2 separate regions of the Homo sapiens genome follow, and region 1 is linked to region 2. Evidence: chromatin contacts called from ENCODE Hi-C or POLR2A ChIA-PET data. All regions are on one chromosome and are shown on one strand. Each heading gives the region's core, a stretch centred on a gene start or an enhancer-like site at or near the end of the contact. The rest is flanking DNA. Distances are from core to core; before and after follow the strand shown.

Region 1 (3,511 bases), core at 845-3,344, 230 kb before region 2:
AGAACAAAATATATATTAAAATATTTATAGAAAAAATTTTAGTTGGTATTTGCATTATTCTGTATTAAGAAACCACAGTTACATTATTCCTACAAAACGTTTTTTTCACATTTTTCTCATTACTGCTGGTGAAACTAATACAGGTAGTTTTATTAACATCTGTCACTTCCTATACATCCTAATTTTCTTAGTATTTATCTAACACTAATCAATATTGACTAGTGAACCCTTGATAAAAGTGTGCCTTCTTCTAGTACAAACTGATTCTTTCATAAAATATTTCATGCCCACTGTGTGCTAGCTTTTGTGTTAAAGACTTGGGATGCAAAGCTCATGGTGTAGCAAAGGCAAAACACAATTGCATTAAGGTTTGCTATGCAAGGTAAGTGCAATGACAGAAATATCCCTAGAAGGATTGTTTAAATCAAGCAGCAAAGTCAGTAAGAGGTACATTTCATTAAATTAAGTCCATCTCCTTTATCAAGAAGGTGATGGCTTACCACTTTCTGGTTTGCACTTCCCTATCTTGGCAAAGCAGTGTTGATAGGTATAGACAATATCAAAACATCTCTGAGAATGACAGTCATCATCCTGCTTCCTCACTTCACAAGGTTTAGCATCACTGCATTTAAACATGTCAGCCTAATCTAAGTTGGAAAATATAAACAAGTCCAGCTGTTGTTAAGACCAGACAGGTACATGGTAAGTAAAATAGGAACCAGAAATTTACAGCCTGACACACAAAAATTAGATTCCTAGTTGGGATTTTTAATCATAGGTAGTACATTTATTTTTTGGTAGACAGGCATCCAAATAAAAATAAGACATATCTAAAAGTATAAATGCTTACCATATTACACACTAAATTGGAAGGCAAGTTGATTCAGTATGTCATAAATCACATCTTTTAACTGTAACAGCATAAAATAAATAATAGATTTTTGATATTATATGCCAAACAATAATTAACATTTAAATGTCAATATGCACCTAAAAATAAGGACTTGACACACAGAAAAGGAGTGTATATTACATTTAAATTTGTAAGTGGTTATTTGCTACCCATAGTGCCTCAAGAATCAGATAAAAAAGACCGAGTTACTTAAACAATATGTATGTTCTTAAGAGTGACTGATAGGAAATCAAAGCACGTTCATTGTTTTCTCCCATACATCCGACAGGCTTTAAAAGAGGCCAAATACCAAAAAACTAAAGAGACATTATACATCACCCATTTTTGATATTCTGGTTTTATAAATATATCATTTCAACCAGAAGAGCCTCATTTGAAATGCAACACTACCCACGTATTTGATATACACCACTCTTTCAGACTATTTGTAGGTGAGTTCAATTTTTTCTAGTCAGGGTGACCTCATAAGACTTGGACATGGCCCAGCCTCGCTCCGAGGTGAAATCAAGGCAGTGGGATCACCCAGCAAAGTTGTTTTTCTTCTGCAGCCCAATGACAAGAATGACTAAAGCCAAGCAGAATGAAGATTGCCTAGCCTTTGTCAAATGGGATTGGTGAGGAGTTCCCTCTCTCACCAAGGAGTGGTTACATCCAGAGGAAAGCTGAGGTGCCACACAGTCTAAATCCTGAAATTGTGGGTCCTCAGGCACAAACCTCATCACTTTTGTGGACTACGAAATTGTCGCTGAAACCTGGGTTTGAGATAACAGCGGTTTTGAGAAGTTTGATTTATACATTCCAACCCACTTGAATGTCGTCTTAGAGTGCTGAGACTTGATGACTCTTACTAATCTCCCTCCCCCGCAGGCCAAACAGCCATTGCCTCCCAAATTCCAGCTTATATATTCATTTCTTAGGCAATTTTTCTCTTGGGGGAGGAAACAATGGACTCTTTCAATCTTCTCTTACCAACAAAGGGCCCTAGAAGAAAAAACAGTCCTTTCAATCACCTCCTTTATGACTTCTTGATCATGATGAGTGGGCCTTGCGGGTGGGGGGAGTGAGGGCCAGGAAAGGGAGAGGTGACAGGCAACTCACCTCTTTGAGCTGCTCCAGCTCCTGTTTGAGGCTGTCGTACTCAGCCTCCAGTTCATCATACTGCTGTTTGAGGGTCAGCTTCTCCTCCAGCACCACCAGCCCGTACTCGGCAGCCTGGATCTTCTCGTGGGTGGTCTCCGTGAGCTCCTTGGTTAGCCTCTCTATCTCAGTCTTATAATGGTCCACCGTCTGCAATACCTCTTCTGCGGCCATAGCCCCGGTGGATGGAGGCAGGAGGGGGTTACGGGGTGGGGGAGATGGATGCGAAGCTGGCGGGGAAAGGGAGAAGGAAATGGGAAGGGATGGGTGGAAACGGAAAAGAAAGTGCGGCCGGATGAATGAGCAGCGCGATGCCCCGCCGGCTCTGGTGGCAGCGGCAGCTACACCGCCCGAGAAACTGACGAGAAATGCAACATGGAGAACAGGGCAGAGGGTCAGGGGCGAGGCGGCAAAGGCCGCCGCATGTGTCCTCGGGGCCGGCCCCTGCGTGCGGTCAGCAGCCGTGCGGCATGGCCCGGGCTGCGGCGGCCGCGGGTAGCGAGGGGCTCCGGATTCTGCTTATTCAGAGACGCCCGTCCGCCATGTCTCCCGGGCCGCGTCACTGCAGTCTCGCCCTGGGTCTGGCGCGCTCCGGCTCGCGGCTCGCTCTCTCGCTCCACCTGCTCCCTCTGGCCCTGCAGCAGCCGGTGCGGAATGATGCAGTCTCGGGGCCGGCTCCCTCCCTTCCCGCGTGGCGGCGGCTCCGAGCAGGGGGCGGGGAGCGGATGGAGTCAGCGCGGGGGGCGGAGGGAAGGACCAGACGGAAACATCCCGAGGCGCCTCCCGCCGGGCGCGCGGGCCGCCGCCCGCTGCACCGTGAGGCGCGCCAGGAGGAGGCGCAGGCGACGGGTCTGGGACTGGGAAGCGGTGGGGCGCGCGCGGCGGGGGAGCCTCCGCCCTGTCCGGCTCGCGGGGGCGGGAGCTCCTCCCAGGGCTTTGTCCCGGTGGCAGTAGAAGACCCCGAGAGCGGCGTGGGCGCCCGGGCTCTTTTGCTACGTCGAGGGCCGAAGCTCAGGAAACTGCCTGGAACGCTTTCTCCCGAGAAAAGCAAACAAAACTATCGCGGTCGCGGTCCGCGCATCCTCCTCGTCCCCTGGGCGCGCAGAAGGCTTTTTGGGCCACCTGCCCCCAAAAGACCGCTGGGTTTCCCAAAGCTTTCAAGACGCACCCCAAGGCGCCCTCCTCCGTCGTCCCCCTCTCTCCCTGCCTCTCCCAAGTCTGGCCTGGGCCACCTAACACTCTCACCAGATAACCTTACTATCCTCACAGGACAGTCCGCTAAATATTGCTCGCCCTCACCCAGCGTATCACAAGAGCGCTATCCACTCAGAAAAAAAATATCTCCACAATACATGCACCCAGGAAACCTCTAGCTAGGTACTGTATATCTTGCCCCAATAGTTTCCATCAAAGCACCTTACTCTGTGTCTTCAATAAAGGAAAACTGCTTGAAATTCCCTA
Region 2 (3,422 bases), core at 410-2,909:
CCACTCACCACTGCCACACTGGCTGCTCAGATATGTGGTTAAGAAGCCAAGGCTCACGTGCCCAAGAGTGTTCTGCCCAGGAGGGGAAAAATTCTTTTTCCTTCTACTCATTTTAGATTTACAGGCTGGGCCCTGTAAATTAGATTGACAAAAGACAGATTAACAAGATAAAAACGTTTTTATTTTATTTTATTTATTTTTTATTTTTTTATTTGTATTATTATTATTTTTTGAGACGGAGTTTCGCTCTTGTTGTCCAGGCTGGAGTGCAATGGTGCCATCTCAGCTCACCGCAACCTCCGCCTCTCAGGTTCAAGTGATTCTCCTGCCTCAGCCTCCCGAGTAGCTGGGACTACAGGCATGCGTCACCATGACCAGCTAATTTTGTATTTTTAGTAGAGATGGGGTTTCTCCATGTTGGTCAGGCTGGTCTCGAACTCCCAACCTCAGGTGATCCGCCCGCCTCGGCCTCCCAAAGTGTTGGCATTACAGGCGTGAGCCACCGTGCCCGGCCAAGAAAAAGTTTATTTTTATTTATTTATTTATTTATTTTTGAGACGGAGTCTTGCTCTGTCACCCAGGCTGGAGTGCAGTGCAGTGGCCCCATCTCAGCTCACTGCAAGCTCTGCCTTCTGGGTTCACACCATTCTCCTGCCTCAGCCTCCCAAGTAGCTGGGACTACAGGCGCCCGCCACCACGCCCAGCTAATTTTTTTCGTATTTTTAGTAGAGACGGGGTTTCACCTTGTTAGCCAGGATGGTCTCGATCTCCTGACCTCGTGATCCGCACGCCTTGGCCTCCCAAAGTGCTGGATTACAGGCGTGAGCCACCGCGCCTGGCCGAAAAAGTTTTTTAACATGTGCTGCCTGTATACACATGGGAGCATTCAGTGATGAGTAACTAAAAAGGGTGGCTAGAACTGGGGCTTGTCCAGCATCTTAACAAAATGATGAAGGGAAACAGTGACGGGTTAGTCAAAGCACATAAAATGGAGTCGGGAGGCCATTTCGGTTTGGACCTCAGGCCTGTCTTTTTAAAAAAAAAATTAAATTAATTATTTATTTATAGAGACAAGGTCCTACTACGTTGCCCAGGCTGGTTTAGAACTCCTGGGCTCAAGCAATCCCCCTACCTCTGCCTCCCAAAGTGCCAGGATTACAGGCATGAGTCACGGCGCCCAGCCACCCCACGCATGTCTTAAGCAGAGAACTTCCTGGCTAAACAACTGCCAAAACATCTGTGACTGCTTCCTGCTGAGCTGGGAAGTCCCCAGGAACAGGCCACCTTTTAAACAATTACAGCCTGTCTCCTGACTCCAAGACTGCTTTAGATACGATCACACTGATCATAATAGTTGAAAAACAACTTTTTTTTCCCTTCCCTTTCCTCCTTGCCTTTCCTCACCTCTTCCTTCCTCTCTTTCCCACCACCTCCCTTCCCTCTCCCCACGTTCTCACCCCCTCCCTACCTCATCTCCTATTGTCTTTCAGTATTGATGGAGCTGACATCTGACGGTGTGGGAGGCCTATGTGGATCCCAAGCCCTTGGTCCCTTGAAAAGTACAGCCTGAATCTTCATCCTGCCCCCCCACTGCAGCCCAGCCTGCAATGTCACTTATAAAGCAAACTCAACTTTGGTGTCTCCTCCTTCTCTTGTAGCTGTCACCACAGGTCTGGGTCCAACAGACCCTCTTGGCATCTGGTGGGCAGGGGAGGAGCCACTTGACTTCAAGAAGGTGTGTGAGCCACTGTCCACCTTCAGCATCCAGTCTCAGCCTGTGGAAGTCCTTAAGTTCTTTTTCTTTCCAGGCCCTGGGCTGAGGTGGTTAGTGAAGGAGAAACTGGAGAGACAGCAACTGCTTTGCTCTCGCCTCCCCTTCCCTTGCCAGGTCACACTGTGCTTTCACTCACCCAGTACCTGGTATTCTAGTGCCTGCCTTTCCAACCTCCCAGCTGACCCCAGGCCTGTTTATCTGCAGGATGAGAATGCTCCCATCTGCCCTGCATCTCCTGTGCTTCCTGGAAGATTTAGAGGAGCTTGGAAATGTTAGGTGCCGTGGACTTTTAAAGTTCCATTTTGCAAATGGGAAACCCACCTCCCCAAAGCCCCAGACCTAGCGAAAAACAACTTTTCTAGTCGCCCCTTTCCTGATTCATCCTTTTTTTCTTTTAAGGCCCGAGTCTCTTTTTTGATTTCTGGAGCACTTCTCAAGGTAACCTGGAAGTGTTTTCAGACTGCAGTCACTCACATTTGGCTCAGATAAATTATTTGACGTTTAAACCATGCCTCAGTTTTTTCTAGCTTCATAAGAAAGAACATTTGTAGAGAAATGATAATACAAAGGAAAACGACTTTAAGTTTCTAGGGTGATAAATTGTGGGAAAGTAAATATGTTTAAATGGGGGAACTAATAGATGGTAAGAGCTAGTTAATGAAGTTTGAAATGTAGATTCCTCTGGTGTCATCTCTGGGCTGATAAGAATCTACAGTTGTCTCCAGTGATTAACTTTGGTCCTTCCTGGTAGAAAGGGAAGGGCAGACACCTTTAAAAATTTTTGTCCTGGTGAACCAGGCGTGGTGGCTCACGCCTGTAATCCCAGCACTTTGGGAGGCCGAGGCGGGTGGATCACGAGGTCGGGAGATCGAGACCATCCTGGTTAACACAGTGAAACTCCCTCTCTACTAAAAATACAAAAAACAAAATTAGCTGGACATGGTGGCGGGCGCCTGTAGTCTCAGCTACGTGGGAGGCTGAGGCAGGAGAATGGCGTGAACCTGGGAGGTGGAGCTTGCAGTGAGCCGAGATTGCGCCCCTGCATTCCAGCCTGGGCGACAGAGCGAGACTCTGTCTCAAAAAAAAAAATTTGTGTCCTGGCTGGCGTGATGGCTCATGCCTGTAATCCTAGCACTTTGGGAGGCAGAGGTGGGAGGATTGCTTGAGCTCAGGAGGTTGAGGCTGCAGGGAGCCATGTTTACACCACTGCACTCCAGCCTGGTGACAGTGCGAGACCCTGTGTCAAAAAACAAACAAACAAACAAAAATTATGTCCTGCTTTTAGGCAAATATGGAGGGCAGGCAGAGAAGTTTTCTTGTATCTGCATCTGCTTCTGATACGGACAGGGGACAGGGAAAATACTGGTTAGAAGAGGGTGGATCCCTGGCAAAGACCTCACCTTCAAGCCTGAAGACCTGCGGCCCTAAATGAGGACAGGCATTCCTGTTTTCAAGACAAAGAGGTTGCCTTTTGTCCCTCCACACCCTCTATCCTGCCCCCACGTAAACCGCAAACCCCAAGCTCCACAGCAGAGCAGCAGGTGAGTAGAGGAGGATACCAGCAGATGGACGGTGGAACAGCACAGCAGGGAAAGAGAGAAGAGGAGAGACGTCTGGATGCCAAGAGGAGTTCAGCTGGGGGCGGTAG

Evidence for each region. A loop is a pair of places that touch in the nucleus more often than their neighbours do. ChIA-PET counts read pairs that join two places held with the same protein, here RNA polymerase II (POLR2A). Pooled maps may share reads with other maps.
Region 1: a loop to region 2 is called in a pooled map, with 13 times the contacts of the local background. The contact joins the promoter of BICD1-AS1 here to the enhancer-like site in region 2. A Hi-C loop is called at or near these places in 6 of 50 pooled maps. POLR2A ChIA-PET finds 5 or more read pairs at or near these places in 3 of 52 experiments (H1, T-cell and activated CD4-positive, alpha-beta T cell).

The regions. Positions count from the first base shown.
Region 1 is chr12:32,106,045-32,109,555 of GRCh38, reverse strand. It overlaps BICD1-AS1 (BICD1 antisense RNA 1), which reads left to right and starts at 2,094. Exons shown (of 3, transcript NR_185992.1): 1 at 2,094-2,162. BICD1 (BICD cargo adaptor 1) reads right to left here and starts at 2,709. Exons shown (of 10, transcript NM_001714.4): 1 at 2,012-2,709. The coding sequence starts at 2,224. RefSeq lists enhancers at 1,102-1,739, 2,267-2,346 and a silencer at 2,707-3,186.
Region 2 is chr12:31,873,333-31,876,754 of GRCh38, reverse strand. No RefSeq gene overlaps it. Among named protein-coding and RNA genes, the nearest start is that of LINC02422, 12 kb to the left of the region's middle. RefSeq lists an enhancer at 1,046-1,340. Within about 2 kb of position 1,659, at least 22 of the 41 ENCODE cell types and tissues checked have a DNase peak (open chromatin) inside an H3K27ac peak, as active enhancers do.